Regions from separate parts of the Homo sapiens genome. Here region 1 is linked to region 2. A link is a loop called in an ENCODE intact Hi-C map of the cell type or tissue named here. Cell type or tissue: PC-9. All regions are shown on one strand. Each heading gives the region's core, and the rest is flanking DNA. Links, peaks and the distances in the headings are about the cores only.

Region 1 (8,584 bases), core at 273-8,272, 140 kb after region 2:
ATTAACTAAAGAATTTGTATGCTTTATGATTTAAAAAGATTGCTGTTTTGGTCAATGAGTTTTTTAAAAGTCATCAAAGAGATTTGATTCTATGCAATATCAATTTAGAATTTAACCATATTACCATAGATATGATAGGCTAATCATTGAAAATGTTTTCTGCTTTTTTTTGGATAATCTCTGTTTTGTTTTTACCTGTGATAATCACATAATGTAGGAAAAGCATTTGCTTTTTTACACTTTTTTAAAATTTTAAACTGTAGAGAATTTTTAAAGAAAAATAGGTTTTTCTGTAAAATAAGAATTTTGGTCATCACATTTTTTTCCCTGTCCCAGTACAGACTGTATGTTGAGTTATACTTGAGTTTATAGTATGCTGAAGACAGTGTTTTGGTAAAGTGTCTAGGGAAGTTTTACAAGAAAAGTATATTTAAGGCCAGGCGCGGTGGCTAACAGCTGTAATCCTAGCACTTTGAGAGGCTGAGGTGGGCAGATTTCCTCAGCTCAGGAGTTTGAGAGCAGCCTGGGCAACACAGTGAAACCCTGTCTCTACTAAAATACAAAAAATTAGCTGGACGTGGTGGCATGTGCCTGTAGTCCCAGCTACTCGGGAGGCTGAGGCAGGGGAATTGCTTGAACCTGGGAGGCAGAGGTTGTTGCAGTGAGCCGAGATTGCACCACTGCACTCCAGCCTGGGCAACAGAGCAAGACTCCGTCTCCAAAACGAAAAGTATATTTAAATATAAAATTCCTTTTGAACATAAAAATTTAGATACACACTTTACACTTTTGGCTAAAATTTATTTGTGTCCTATATTGGACTTTAGTTGTGAGGTGAATACAAAAGTAACCAGTCAAAAAATGCAAAAGATCATTCTAAATGATTTTTTGACTATCTGATATTAATTTATATTAGAATATTTAGGTATTTGGTACTTTTTCTGATTGAATTTTGTTTTAGATGCCATTCTAAATATGGTGAATATTGCTGCTAATATTCTGGGAGCAAAAACTGAAGACCTGACAGAAGGTACCTAATCATTTTATGGGTCTTTTAAATAGCTGGTACTCCAGGGATCCTTATATTTAGGAAAATCAAGTAATGAGTTAAGAAAATTTGATTGTTTACATTTAGAAATATAGAAATAATTCAGAGGAACTTACCAATCTTTATTATTCATTGTTTATTTGAATTTCACAAGTTCTGTTTTATAAAAGAATACTGTCTATATAAAACTTATGAATTTGCCTTTTGACTTCTCCTAGCTCTAATATTAATAGCAATGATTTTATTCCTTATCTCTTTACCGAGATTTTGATGTCCTAATGGTACTTCAAGTATGTTATTCTTTTATGTGTTAAATAGCTACTTGATTTAGAAAGCCATCTTTTCCTTAGAGAATGACAGATGATAATATTTTTGGCAAGAAGAAACAGTCTTGCCTTTTTGTTTTTTTAAAAAATGCTTAGATCCAAGTGAACACTTAAAATGACTCATTTATTTCCTCTCATTTAACAACTCTTTCAGTATCTAGAAGGCATATTAATCACGTAAGGTTACACAACATTCATAGTCACCTGACTTGATTTAATTATCTGAGAAATTGAGAAACGATATATATTACTTGTGATCTTATATGATCATTTCTTCCTAAAAGAACTTTGATTTTTTAAGAAAAAGTCTGCAGTAGCAAACCTATTTGGCTTTTTTCTTCTCTTCCAAGAAATTTGTTTTAGTAAAATATTTTCATGGTACAGCTTTTAAAATTGAACTCAACATTGGGCATCTTTCTTAAAATAGGAAATAAAAGTATATCTGAGAATGCCACTGCCACAGCTGCACCTAAAATGCCTGAATCAACTCCTGTTTCAACTCCTGTTCCATCTCCTGAGTAAGTTATAATGTGATATTAAATAGAATTTTGTTACAATGGAGAGATAAGTATATTAGTATAAAAAAAGGAATTTGTGATTTGTGTGTGAAATGATTACCTGTAGAGAGCTCTGAATCATAGGATAGACATTCTGTGGCCACTTAGAAAATCTGAGTTGCTTCTTCCCATTAGTGTATATGCATACTGGGAATATAATTCAGATCAAACTTTTTTTGGGGGGGGTATTATATATTACTTTCATTATTCACAACAGTGACTCTTTTCCATACTGGAAATAATTGACCTTACTCTGCAGGTATAGGCTTGAGGACAAATTTTAAAGGCCCCCCCTTTTTTTTATTAAGTTCAAGTTTAAAAGCATTGATCTGTGGTATCCCTAGAAAGCTACCAAAATACCTAGAGCAGTGGTTCTTGAATAATGTATTTGCCACACAGCAAGCTCTTAACTGTTCCATTTCTCTGAATCATGTAGGCCTTTCCCCAGGTTGCAGTGGGGACACTTTGGGCAGGGATGTATCTAAATAGGTAATAGATATATCTTTTACCTTTTTTGTCTTTTCTGCCAGAGGTGGTTACTTTAGTTGGTACCTCTACTTCTTACCTATAATAAATAATAAGCTTATAATGATTTGGATAATCAGGTAGTTATTGTAGACTTAATTTATGTATATTTCATTAGATACACTCCCTACAAAACTTTGCAAGTCCTTTATCTTAGAACAACTCTACTTAAAGAGTATAAGATATTTGAAATGAACCACTTAGTTCAAGATAGTATGTAATGAGACCTGCAGTGGGTATGCTTTGAACTGCAATTCCTGAGAACTATACTATTTCAAAAATGATATTTTGATGCTTTGAAAGGCATAGTGAGAAAATTATATTATCCTGTGTTAATCCTGAAAGTTACTGGAGATATTTATTGGGTAATTAGAAAATATAGCGTATGTGTTATTGATTCTGAAAAGGACCTAAGAAATCTATTGGGGATAGAGACATTCTTGGTGTTTCTAATTATGTGGAGCTGTGATTGCTGTTCCTGATTTTGTAACTAGGTTTCTTCAGTTAACAACACGCTATGTCGTATTTTTCAAAACTAAATAAAACTGATTTGGTTTTTTATATATATATGTACACACTTTCATACACATATGTGCACAAGTAGGAATATTTGTTGAAAGCTGTAGTCACAGGCTAACGTAGCAGTTTTTATTTTTCCATATTAGTTTTTTAATAGATATTTTTGCATAATTTCTTATTCAGTATTTCTTCATGTTTGTCTTAAATTCTTTTTAATGCTTTTGAAGTAATCTTTTGAAGCAAATATGTGAAAATGAAGGAATCCATGATAGGATGTCACTGTTAAAGTTACGGAAAGCCAACTTATTTTCTTTTCCTAGGTTTTAGTAGGTTTTGCCATGTGAATTTGAGAAAAAACTTTTAAAGTATATTTCTGATTACAGTGTGTATGATGGGATATAACATCTGTATTCAGTATTTTTTACCAAATTCAATATAATTTTTCTCTCTCCCCTTCTTCAGACATTACTTGTTTTTACTGTCATAAATTATTTGGTAGAAAAGCAATATATTACCTGAATATGTAAGAAATATTATTAGAGACTAAATATATATGGCTATAAATATCTTTTTATTTACCGAAGTGTAGTCTAATTATGTTTTAATTTGGTCCATTTACTGTTTTACTACCAAAATGAAAGTCTACATCATAGATACTATTTTATTACTTTCTTCTGTCTTTGCTATTGTGACATTAGTCTTTATTTGAAGACATTTCCTGGCATGCTTAGTAATTTTTCAGAATGGGAAAATGTGTGTTTGAGCATAATTATTTTTGGTATTGAAATTACCATATTTTTTCATATTGGACTTTTTATGTATAAGGCTACACCCAGTAATTAACTATCTTTATCTTGGAAGGAATCACAAGCATTATAATTTATAACACTGTCCCCATAAGCTTCATCCCCCCACTCTCCTGTATGCCACATACATACTCCACAGCCTCAAAATGGGATAGAATATTAATAGTGGCACTAGTAGTTTAATAGCAGCACTGTTAGCATATCATAAGCCAGAATTGTTATTAAAGTGGTTAGGTATTTGGCTTAGAAGATTAGCCTAGATGATAGCAAAATTATTTTAGGAAGGGAGATATGTTTCTTGTCCTTAAAGTAGATAATCCTATGTGTGTAGGTGTGTGTGTGCGTTGTGTGTTTAATGCTGTATTGGAGTTCCTCAAATCATTCTTAGAAAAATTATGTTTGAGACCAACCTAGCTGCCTTTTGAAAATAGGGTATTCAAGTACAAAGTGCACTCATAAATATTAAGAATCCTAGATTCTAGTTTTAGCTCTGGACCTTATTTAAGCTAGTTTATTAAGCTAGCTCTTAGTTGGCTTAATTTCTGATGTGTAAGGGATAGTGAAGCTTGTAAAGATTCAGTGAATATTTATGAGAGGAAAGGAACACTACATTCAGTGAATGGAAGTATTCACTTAGAAACAATTCTTAAACAGATTAAAAGAAAGCAAGTTTGATATGGTAAATATGGTGGTTTGAGTCATCTGGCTAGTCACTTGATAAATAGTATTTCTCTTATCATTTCTGAGCAGTATTTGTTTTTATAATAAAAGTGTTTTGTAGGTGAAACATTTATCCAAAAACAAATTTCTTCTATATTTCCAACCTTTTATCTTCTGTATGGATACATTTATTTTTCTTTAACATATTTCAACTTTAGACTTCTAAGTAAGTGATTTATAATTATGATATATGTATTTCTAGGTATGTAACCACTGAAGTACACACACATGACATGGAGCCGTCAACACCAGATACTCCAAAAGAGAGTCCCATTGTACAGTTAGTTCAAGAGGAGGAAGAGGAGGCAAGTCCATCTACAGTGACCCTTCTGGGCAGCGGTGAACAGGAAGATGAATCATCACCCTGGTTTGAGTCAGAGACACAAATATTTTGCAGTGAACTGACCACAATTTGTTGTATTTCTAGTTTTTCAGAATACATATATAAATGGTGTTCAGTTAGAGTTGCTCTTTATCGGCAGCGCAGCCGAACTGCTTTGAGTAAAGGAAAAGATTATCTTGTGTTAGCTCAACCACCCTTACTACTTCCTGCGGAATCAGTAGATGTTTCAGTATTGCAACCTCTGAGTGGAGAATTGGAAAATACGAATATAGAAAGGGAAGCTGAAACTGTTGTTCTGGGTGATTTAAGTAGTAGTATGCACCAGGATGACTTGGTGAATCACACTGTAGATGCAGTTGAACTTGAACCAAGCCATTCTCAAACTCTTTCTCAGTCTCTTCTTTTAGATATTACCCCAGAAATCAATCCCTTGCCTAAAATAGAAGTATCTGAGTCTGTTGAATATGAGGCAGGACATATACCATCACCAGTGATTCCCCAAGAGAGTTCTGTTGAGATCGATAATGAAACAGAACAAAAGTCTGAGAGCTTTAGTTCTATAGAGAAACCATCTATTACCTATGAAACAAATAAAGTTAATGAGTTAATGGATAATATTATAAAAGAAGATGTGAACTCCATGCAAATTTTCACAAAGCTGTCTGAAACAATAGTGCCACCAATAAATACAGCCACTGTACCCGACAATGAAGATGGGGAAGCCAAAATGAATATAGCTGACACAGCAAAGCAAACTTTGATTTCTGTTGTGGATTCTTCTTCATTACCTGAAGTAAAAGAAGAAGAACAGTCTCCAGAAGATGCCCTTTTGAGAGGGTTACAGAGGACAGCTACAGATTTTTATGCTGAATTGCAAAATTCTACAGATCTAGGATATGCTAATGGAAATCTTGTACATGGATCAAACCAAAAGGAGTCAGTATTTATGAGACTTAATAATCGTATTAAAGCCTTAGAAGTTAACATGTCTCTCAGTGGTCGCTATCTGGAGGAGCTTAGCCAAAGGTAAGCTTTATTATGAATTAGCACAGTCAGCTTCACACAGTGAGTTAAGCAGCATAGAGTATGACCTGTGATTACAGGAGAGGATTTAATTATCTCATGATATAATAGAGGTAAGCGCAATTTTAGCAAGAGAGAGAAAGAAAGCTACTTGAATGCTGATCAGTGCCTTAATGAATTGATTTTTTGTTTTTAATTTTAAAAGTACTTTCCAGTGACAAAACACTTTTATTAGGCTGGCAACAAGTTTGAATTATCTATACTCACTTTCACCTTTTTTCGGTTGCTTAACTTTAGCCACTTTTTCTGCTTGATTCCCAGAGGGCTCATGGAAAAAAATGATAGTATATAGACCTTAAAGCTTTTAGTGGAATTTGACCAGATATCACTTAAGAGTTTAGATAAGTGAAGACAGAGATGGACTGAACTGGATGATTGGGCACATTTGCAGTTTGCTCTCTTTTAAACAGGTCTCGGCATCCTAGTTCTAGTTGTAATAATTTCTGCTTTTAAGTGCCAGAGACAGTGCCAATTCATTAAGACACCAGGCCTGGCTTTTTAAACCTATTTACTCTTTTTTTTATCCTCTGTGTGTCCATTGTCTGTCCTTAGGGCTTCTCTACCAACGTTTTGCAAACATCTAGGCACAAGTGTCCAGAGTTCCTGAAACACCACCTTTTCTTACATCTCTTAAATTGAAATGCCACTAATAAGGTGTCACCAAGGCAGTCTTATATCTGAAGTAGGAAATTTTTCTAATCCATACATAGAATTAATTGGCTAATCATGTGTGTGTGTGTGTTCATGTGTAACATGCCCACTTAGCTACCCCATACCTGCTCTTACTTTTCCCTACCTCCATCTGCATCCCAAGGGAACCACAGAAATTACTAAATTTTACATAGCAGAAGATAAATAGAATTGTATTGCATAGGCCTGAATAAGAGTCACTTTCAGAAAAATAGATTTGTCTCATATATCAAAATCAGAAGTATGTTTCCATTACTAAGTGGAATAAGTAAGAAATTAAAGCTGATTTAGACCAATTCTTACTTCATAGGTACCGAAAACAAATGGAAGAAATGCAAAAGGCTTTCAATAAAACAATCGTGAAACTTCAGAATACTTCAAGAATAGCAGAGGAGCAGGTTGGTTTCTACATCCCTTATTTACTTTTTATATAAATTTCCACTGAATTCTGTAGGGTCTCACTGGTAAACAGTAAGTATTGTAGTTTCACTTTTTCCCCCTGCTAGCTGGTGTTTAAGCCTGTTATATTAATGTGATGTCATGTTTGGAAAGTTACATAGCTATTAGCATCATTATCTTCTGTAGAGAAAGATTTGTTTAATTTTTTTTTTAATTATACTTTTAAGTTCTAGGGTACATGTGTACAACGTGCAAGTTTGTTACATATGTATACAAGTGCCATGTTGGTGTGCTGCTGCTGTACCCATTAACTCGTCATTTATATTAGGTATATCTCCTAATGCTATCCCTCCCCCCTCCCCCCACCCCACAACAGGCCCTGGTGTGTGATGTTCCCCACCCTGTGTCCAAGTATTCTCATTGTTCAATTCCCACCTATGAGTGAGAATGTGCAGTGTTTGGTTTTCTGTCCTTGTGATAGTTTGCTCAGAATGATGGTTTCCAGCTTCATCCATGTCCCTGCAAAGGACATGAACTCATCCTTTTTTATGGCTGCATAGTATTCCATGGTGTATATGTGCCACATTTTCTTAATCCAGTCTATCATTGTTGGACATTTGGGTTGGTTCCAAGTCTTTGCTATTGTGAATAGTGCCACAGTAAACATACGTGTGCATGTGTCTTTATAGCAGCATGATTTATAATCCTTTGGGTATATACCCAGTAATGGGATTGCTGGGTCAAATGGTATTTCTAGTTCTAGATCTCTGAGGAATCGCCACACTGTCTTCCACCATGGTTGAACTAGTTTACAGTCCAACCAGCAATGTAACAGTGTTCCTATTTCTCCACATCCTCTCCAGCACCTGTTGTTTCCTGACTTTTTAATGATTGCCATTTTAACTGGTGTGAGATGGTATCTCATTGTGGTTTTGAATTGCATTTCTCTGATGACCAGTGATGATGAGCATTTTCTCATGTGTCTGTTGGCTGCATAAATGTCTTCTTTTGAGAAGTGTCTGTTCATATCCTTTCCCTACTTTTTGATGGGGTTGTTTGATTTTTTCTTGTAAATTTCAGTTCTTCGTAGATTCTGGATATTAGCCCTTTGTCAGATGGGTAGATTGCAAAAATTTTCTCCCATTCTGTAGGTTGCCTGTTCACTCTGATGGTAGTTTCTTTTGCTGTGCAGAAGCTCTTTAGTTTAATTAGATCTCATTTGTCAATTTCAGCTTTTGTTGCCATTGCTTTTGGTGTTTTAGTCATGATGTCCTTGCCTATGCCTATGTGCTGAATGGTATTGCCTAGGTTTTCTTCTAGGGTTTTTATGGTTTTAGGTCTAACATTTAAGTCTTTAATCCATCTTGAATTAATTTTTGTATAAGGTGTAAGGAAGGGATCCAGTTTCAGCTTTCTACATATGGCTAGCCAGTTTTCCTAGCACCATTTATTAAATAGGGAATCCTTTCCCCATTTCTTGTTTTGGTCAGGTTTGTCAAAGATCAGATGGTTGTAGATGTGTGGTATTATTTCTGAGGGTTCTGTTCTGTTCCATTGGTCTATATCTC
Region 2 (8,584 bases), core at 382-8,381:
TCCCATACTACCCCCATGCCCATTAGACCTGCCCCAGCAGCGAAGAGCAAAGTATCCTTGTGCATGGCTCTCTTGCCCCCAGCTCCCTTGGTCTCTAATTACACAAGCCTTTGGCAGAGGGTGGAGATCAGGGAGAAGGGTAGGCCTAGAATACAACTGGGCATCGGCAGCACCTGTTCACTTTCATAGCCAGGTCCTGGAGGGTCAGAGCAGACAGTCTGTTGACAGCCAACTGGAAAGGGAGTGGGCAGTTTTTCCTCCAGCCAGCCAAACCTAAGCTAGGCACAAGGAGAAATTACCTTAGGCAGGCAGTGAAGCTCTACTCATCGCTATTCTGGGAGGATTGGGGTAGCAATCTTAATTCTTGTTTAGAAAAATGTAATATACCTACCTCACAACAAAGGTGACCGAACAGCACCTTTGAGGTGCCCTGAGCTCTCAGGAGGACAAGACGGGAATGAAAAGTCTTTTGAAAGGATGGTTTAAGTATCAAAAGATCTTAAGGATTAAAAGCTCCTCATGTGGGCCAAAGCTCCGGGTTCCAAGCTGTTTATTTTTGGCAAAGCCCCTTACTGAGACTTTGGGAGAAAGTTCTCAATGTGCCTTAAGCATTACATACCCTTGAGCAAAGAGTTCTAATGCAGAACAGTCTGAAAAAAGATAAAGGAACATTTAGCCAAATATGCTCAGAGTAATTCCAAGTGTGCGCAATGGAAACACACCTACAGGGTTGGAGGAGGTGAGGCTGGGCTGTAATAAGAAGTGCCTGTACTGACCCACTTCCTTCAAGGACTCTCTCAGGTAGGCCTGACAATTTCAAAGCCACACTCATCGTCAGTCTCCAAAGCCCTTCAAGTCACACTAAGGTCATGTTTATATAAGATTATTGTATGCTGAAGGAGTTCTAAACTGGCCTCCTGGTCTCTGCTGGTCAGCATTTGGGTGACAAGTCCAAGAGAGCCTATTCCCATATCAAAGACAAAGACCCCGAGGGCACTCATGTCAGACCCACCATCTCTGGTCTTACAGGGCCCAGGGAAGTGTGAGGAGAAATGAAGCAAGAAATGTCTCATGAGCATCAAACTCCTTTCACATGCCTTTGTTTTAAATAAACAATGGACAATGAAATCTTCCCTCATTAGAGAGGAGGTGTGTTCCCGGCAAAACTGCCAGCATTCTGAGTTTCTATTTCTTGGATGCCAGGGGCATGAATGGTGCAACACACACAGTTTATGATTATCAGGCCCCTGCAGGCCTTGGCCCCTTACACTGTAATGAAATGAACCACAGTGCCAAGTGAGACAGAGCGCAGGCAGGTCACCCTGTAAAAGGAACTGGTGTTCTTGCAACATCACTGCTTCAACTGCTAACTAGAAAGAAAAAATGTTCCAAAGGAAAAGAATGGGTGAAGGGAGAAGACATTCTGTGGGAGGAAACAGGTGGATTGTTTCAGGGTGCAAGGACACAAACTCCAAGAAGTCAGCCCAGGTACGAAAGGGGACAGGTGCAGGTTAAACATCAAAAACTTGAGTGCAGACCCTTTCAAAGAGGAAACCTGGGATTCATTTCGCTCATTACACATCTACTGTTGTGAACAATCTTTATCCTGCCTTGTTTGTACAGTGTCTGACAATCCAAAATTGGTTAGTGCAAAACAAAAGGGACAGAAAAGCCAAAGTGACATAGGAGGGCAAATCCATCTTTTGGGAGCTCCCCAATGGCCTGAGTGCTCCAGAACTGGAGTGGAAGATAGCTCCCTGTGGTGTCCCTTGTATTCTCTCAGAAACAACCAAGGGCCTGGCTCTTCAAACATGGGACTGCGGTTCTAACGTTCTCTTGTTTTAATTACTTAGATATCCTCATACCTCTGCGACTTTTCTGACTTCATCCAAGAAGAATATGAATTTGCCAATTTTGTTTCAAGTTCCAGATGTTTTATCTAAGGTACTAAAAAATTTTTGTTGAAATGAAACCAACAGCAGTTCTAGAATGACATAGAATATGAATACATGTCCCATCTCCTTAGCACAGCCCTGTGCTTGGTACACCATCAATGTTCAATAAATATTTGTTAAATGAAATGAATGGCCCCACCCCCCTCACTATGTCTCAAGTGCCTTAGGGTCCCAGTCCACTAGAACTAAGAATACAGGCATAAGGTTAGAATCAACAAAACAGGAAACTAAAAATTAGTATGGAGGAATCTGCCCCAAGACTTCCAGGGAATGCCTATCAGCCTGTGACTGGAACCAATCTGGAGTCTCTACTGCCTCCCCCAAAGGATTGCTTATGTCTCCCACCTACAACTCCCTACACCTGTGGAATTTTACATTAAAAACTCCTCATTTCCCCTCCACCATGACCGGCTGCCAGGTGACCCTCGGTGTCACTGTGGAGCAAGCACACAGGCTACAGTGCTTGGGTAGTCAGAACCTCCCTGAGGTGGAGAAAGAGAGAAAATATATGGTGAGATAAGCAATTTTTTCACCTGAAAAATTGCACATTCCTCACAGGGCTGTCATAGGCAGTGCCTGAAGCAGCGTCCTAAGGCACTCGACACGGTGCCCCACCCAGAGCAAGAGCTCAGTGAATGTGAGCCACAATTATTAGGAGCCCTGGTGTCAGTCAATATATGTTTACGGAGGCCTTTGTATTTGCTTTAATACATCAGAGATGAGTGAGTCAGCCGCAGCTACACAGATGAGTGAGCAGACAGGACAGGGACACAACTGAGAATGCGTCTCAGAAACAGGGCACAGCACTTGTGAGAGAAGGTGGGAGCAAAGGTTACCCCCAGGTTGGGCAAGCAGAGTGGAAGTGAGGGAATGATTCAAGAGGAAGTGGCATCTGCACTGGACCTAGAAGATACTGTTTTCAAGTGGAGGGAAGAGCCAGGGGTGGAGGAAGAACTGGAAAGAGAAGAGAAGATTATCAGCAAAGAGGTGGAGACTGAGTGTGCAGGAGGAAATGCCTGAAGAATATCAAGGAATTCTGAGCATACATGAAAGGGAAACAAGGACGCGGCTGGGCCCAGCTAATGCACACAGGGCCCAACAGACAAGAGCAGAGAGGACACATTGAAGGTTTTCAACACCGGAGTTTCAGGGTCCAAGCTTTGCTTAAGAGTCATCTCTTAGTCCCCCTAACACCCTGGACAGGCAAGTAGGTAACATGGCCACCATGACGTGCACTGGGTAGAGGTGGGGGATGAGCGGGGAGGCAGGACTGGCTTAGCAATTGCTGCAGAACCAGCAAGAAGCCTTCCAGTCATCAAGTCGCTGTGAACTTCCTATTTAGACAGGTCTCACCTGCCGCTGAATGCCTCCTCATCTCAGGTTTGTTCTGGGTCTCTGTACTGTGGCAACCTGGGCACTAGGACACCAGGCCCCAGCCTGGCTGGAGTGGAGAATGGGGAAGGAAAGCCAATGCTAACGACCAGTAGGAGTGAGAGGCCATTCTCCAGCAGGGTATAGCGGTTTTTGTGGCTGCAATATTCATAGTTAGCCACTAGATGACAGTTAAGAGCAACAGCTTCCAGCTGCGCAGCCCAAAGGGCTCCTGGGAGGCCAGTTTCCCGGCTGACCCGTGAGAAGTCCCAAATAGGTTGCTCTTATTGGGAGAGAACACAGGCCCCTCAGCCTCACCCTCACTCTCATCCTGTTAGGGGCTGACCCTCCACTGATTTGCACATGAGAAAGAGTCACCCCTGCAGATTGAAACACAAGTAGGGAACCCGGGATCCTTGCTCTGTTGGGGCACCAGGCCAGTACCTCCAGTCATATTCTTTCCCGTCACACAGACGTCCTCAAATTTGAATCTGGCTCCCAGAGTCTACTGCGTGTATGAAGGCCTGCACGTATGTGCCATGAGGTAAACGTGGATTCAGCTGGCAGCTGCTCCCTTCTGGAAAGAAACTGTTGTGTTTCAAGGGAGTAGAATGTACTGTGGACAGGATCTCTTCCTTCATTCTCTAAATCAGGGACCTGACAAGAAGCTGCTGGCAATCCGGAGGCCAACTGGAGACCCCGGACCCTGTGCAGAGGTGCAAAGCTCCTGCCACCTGGCTGCGTTCCTCTTCACCGTCACAGGTCAAAGGGCAGAACTTTAAACACCCACTTACTCCTCCCCTGCCCCGGAGCAGCCCCGTGCCTGAGGCAGGTGCACGTGTGCCTGGAGCAGTATTTCCTAGTGACTAGACAAAGGGGAGACAGGCTCAGAGACACAATAACAGGAAGAGGGAGACAGAAAGCAAGATAGAAACACACACACAGAGATGAGGGACAAAAAACACAAGACAAAAGGAGAGGCAGGTCTGTCAAAGAAGAAAGATTTTTAGTGAAGACAAATGAAGCCTAAACATTTCCTCGTTTAAACATCTACTGTGGAGAAGCTTCTTCATTTTCTCCTGCCATTTGCAGGCATCCACTCACGACTCCTCAAGATGCTGAGAAACAGAAAGGTGCATCATGATAGTTGGCTAACTGGGCCAAAAGGTGACTGACTCAGTGATCCAAGGCAAAGGAACAGCAGGTGTGTGGGGGTGACCCGGAAAACTGCAGCTGGAGACTCTGAAATCTCTTTGCCCACTTGCTGGTACTGGGTGTAAATTAACTAGAGCTCCTCAGTTACTAATAGATTATAAAATGCCACTCCACCCTCTCAATTCCTGCCCCCACTCTCTCTCTACTCACTTTGATCTGGGTTTGTTCTTCCAGTCTAATGAGTCAGAGTGAAGATAAGAACACTATTTATTTTGCTTTTAGCAGACCTGTGGCAAAAAGCCCTGGCTAAAAAGACTGTGCAGTAGCAGAGGCATAGCTGGGGAAGATGTATAGGATGTTTACTTTCTATTTTCTCACCACTAAGAACTCTCTTTTTATTATTTCTCTCACATTGACTAAATTTTCAAAGCTCATAACTACCAAGGAAACTACCTCATATACTCCTAAGTCATTTTCATATTTATATTGCTTATGTTGATCTAGTGCATATAATTACAAATACAATTTTTAAAGAGAATATTAAATGCTATTGACCTAAAATAGTGATGGTAATAAAAATCAAATTTAATAAGTCTGAATGTAGGGATATGGATATTATTTTTTATACATTTTGGGTTTTTTTAAGTATATTCAGCTTTATTTTTTTAAATGGCTGATATTTTCAGATAGAAGGAACATGTGTAATATCATAAGGTTTTTTTTGAATATTGAAATTGTTCTTTGAGCACTACTTTTGGGATTCTATGTGGTAGAAATAATTCTGCCTTTATATGGATTCTTTTTTTTTTTTTTTTTTTTTTGAGACGGAATCTCACTCTGTTGCCCCAGGCTGGAGTGCAATGGCACGATCTTGGCTCACTGCAACCTCCGCCTCCCAGGTTCAAGTGATTCTCCTGCCTCAGCCTCCTGAGTAGCTGGGATTACAGGCGCATGCCACCACGCCTGGCTAATTTTTGTATTTTTAGTAGAGAGGGGGTTTCACCATGTTGGTCAGGCTGGTCTCGAACTCCTGACCTCATGATCCGCCTGCCTTGGCCTCCTAAAGTGCTGGGATTACAAGTATGAGCCACCATGCCTGGCCTTTATATGGATTCTAAGAGTTTACTCTTCCCCTGAGGAAACATAATCCTTTTTATCCAAAAACTTTCTAGCCGACTGAAGTTCAATAGATGTGGTATTGGACAAATCTCTTAACCTTTCTGGGTCACAGCTTTCTCCTGGGTAAATTGAAAGATTTGAACCAAGTGTCCTATCAGGTCTCTCTCAGTTAAGTTACAAGTGGGAAGGAGAAAAGAAACAGAGGTGTTGAAGGAAAGGACAGAGGCAAATGTGTCAGTACTCCTCACAGGGTGCTTGTGAAGCCTGTTTTAATCACAAGCTGGTGCTTACATTTTTGTTTTTTATGTGAACAGGTGTGTAAGAGAGAGAAAGAAAGGGAGCGAAAGAGAGAAAGAAAGGAGAGTAGAGGGAGAGGGAGATGGAGAGAAATATATTTCTCTGTTTCTTTACCAAGGGTTCAAGAAGGCCATGGCCTTGGGCCATGAGTCAGCCCTTAGACACCGCAGCAGATATTGTCCTAGGGTATGAGGATGTTTCCAATTGTCAAATGTGTTTTTGGCTTCTGGGGACTGGCTGAAATCTGCATCATACCTTGGCCAGGCTACACATAGGTTGCTGTCACTCTCCTGTCACAACTGCCATCTGCTATCCAGAGGACAGCTGCTTGGGAAATGAGGGCCCCATTAACATTCCAGTGCCTCTGGCTCTAGACCTGATAAAACCAGAGCATTGTACTGTGAATGTGGACAATTCCCTCTCCATTCCTGTTATTGCTGCTGAGCTGGTCGTAAGGAAACCGAGTGAGAAGGGAATGCAACAGAAGAAAAAGACCAAAGACCTGGGTTTCAGGGCTGGGAAAGAAAGCAAGACAGAATGGAGGAAATGAGGCCTGCAGGACATGGCGTCTCAAATGTTTGCGTCGCCTTTAAAGTAGCCTGTCACAGCTGCCTTCCACGACTCTTCAATGCCCTCATCCCTTCTCCAGATAGAAATGGAGCAGCTCTTCTTGGAGGCCAGGCTTCAGCTGATAGCAAGTCTGAGGTAGAGTACAGCACAGATCAAAGATTGCTTTTTACCTTTAAATGTAAAGTGTAAAGGGACAGGATTAGAGCATCCGCCTCTGTCTTTTTGAACACAAAGACCATTATCGGTAGGGGAAGGGAGACTTGGAGAGTTTATATGATTGACAAAAGTCACCCAAGTTGTTTGTGAGCCAGGACTGGAACAGAGCTTTTTGGGCGTCTAGCCAGTGTTCTTCCCCAGTGCATTACATAGAATGAATTTGTTGTACTACAACACTAATGTTCTGTAACGTTTCCCTGAAGACCGTGTTACAATAGTGATCTTCATTTATATATGTATTTTTCGTTTTATATATTTAGGTTGATTGTGTCTATATTTAGACCTCATAATTTAAATTGCTTACAATGACTCATTCATTTGCCCAATGTTTGTTGAATACTTGCTGTGTGCCAGGTTCTATCATAGGTTCTAGGAATACAAAGATGTGTAAAACATGATTCTTGCTCTTAAATATAATAACTCTCAGCCCGGTGGAGGAAATAAACACATTTAAAATCAAGAATAGTGCAAATACAAAGAAAGCTAGACCAAGTTTATGATGCAATCAAAGAGGCAGGCACCCAACTGAGGTTAGGAGGGTGAGAAATGGTAGCAGCCCAGGAGAAAGGTTTTCTGAGGATGTAACACCTACACTATGTCTTAAATGAGTAGCTATCAAGGCCAGGTGGGACAATATATAAGCATTTCATCCCTCAGATTCTAAGAGATGACAGTCATTATGTTATGGGACTCTGTACTCACATTTACAGTTGTCATTAACCTAGCAAGATCTTGCAATGCACTTTGGGGATCTTGCAAATAATATCTGTTGCTTGATTTGCAATGAGCTCTGAGATTCCACTTCCTATAGGGTCTAATAGTAGTCTTAGCAGAAACCAGAAGTCTGGAAAAAGGTGAAGGAAATAATTTCAGTGAAGAACTTATATCTCTACTAAAAACAAACCTGCCCAAGAATTCTTCCATATCTGCCTCCCCTTGTCCAGGTCTTCCTCATCCCTTCAGACTGAGTACAAATTCCACTTCTAGGAAGCCTTTCCTGATTTCTCCAATCAGAAGTGGTCTCTCTGTTTTCTGAAGGCACAGAGGTATTAGTGCCTCTTGTATGATATCTAGTGTGTCCTACCTTAATTGCAGTTTCAGAAATGTACCTCACTCTCATACCTCAAAGATGTGAGGGATGGAGGGAGGAGCTGGAGCTTCAGGGGATATCACCCCCAGGGGTATCAGGAAGACATGGTAGAAAGTTGAATCAGCCCAAAGCAGAGGAGTCAATATCCACAGACATTTCCTCTCTAGTCTCTCTTCTCACTCCATTCAACCTCCCACCAGACAACCTGTCCATCCCAACCTACATTCACTTACCCGAAGCTGATTTGCTAGATTATTCTTCCAGGTTGTTGTATAGTGTTTCCTGGGCTTGCAACACCCTCACCATCCTTGTTCACTCCACAAACACCTACCCAAGCATTGCCTGTTTTTTTTTACCCTTCTCAGACCCTTCCCTCTCTGCCCCACCCCCAGTTAAGCTCAATGACCCCTTTCAGCTTCACTGGAGCCTCGATATATTTCTGTTGTAGCACCTTCAACACCATCATACTTCTTGATGTATAGGCTACTGGATGGTGAGCAGCTTGAGGTCACAAACTATGTCTTATTTATTTAAATGTCTCCAGTACCTAATGAATGGGTAAATGAATGAATTTGTATTCTTCTTTTGTCTTCCTTAGAAACTTCCTTCCAGAAACTTTGCTTTATTCGTCGGTATGACCCCCGTCACAGCACCCTTTACTTGGTAGCCTCACAATAGATGTTTACTGTTGAATGAATGAATCTAGTTATTCACACACATACTTTGACATACCAACCCACAACATTGTAATACTGAGTTGATTCTTTTTAGAATGCCCTATAAAAATGAAGTGTATTTTAAATGTTTCTCA

What was found. A loop is a pair of places that touch in the nucleus more often than their neighbours do. Peaks named below come from ENCODE experiments on the same cell type or tissue, not always from the same donor. Only the 100,000 strongest peaks of a DNase experiment are listed, where the experiment ranks them.
Region 1: it touches region 2 in a loop (4-fold over the local background); 9 of 110 quality-filtered maps call a loop at or near these places.

What each region holds. Positions count from the first base shown.
Region 1 is chr1:172,584,057-172,592,640 of GRCh38, forward strand. It overlaps SUCO (SUN domain containing ossification factor), which reads left to right. Exons shown (of 24, transcript NM_014283.5): 16 at 962-1,030; 17 at 1,802-1,892; 18 at 4,704-5,870; 19 at 6,928-7,015. Among named protein-coding and RNA genes, the nearest start is that of SUCO, 55 kb to the left of the region's middle. In PC-9, for the core only: no CTCF peak of the experiment used is centred there; DNase peaks (open chromatin) are centred at 2,035 and 4,895; H3K4me3 peaks cover 1,498 bases; H3K27ac peaks cover 3,900 bases.
Region 2 is chr1:172,446,588-172,455,171 of GRCh38, forward strand. It overlaps C1orf105 (chromosome 1 open reading frame 105), which reads left to right. Exons shown (of 7, transcript NM_139240.4): 3 at 1,854-1,944. Among named protein-coding and RNA genes, the nearest start is that of PIGC, 6.8 kb to the left of the region's middle. In PC-9, for the core only: CTCF peaks have their summits at 3,532 (motif pointing right) and 3,736; DNase peaks (open chromatin) are centred at 1,254, 2,614 and 4,714; H3K4me3 peaks cover 1,312 bases; H3K27ac peaks cover 4,388 bases.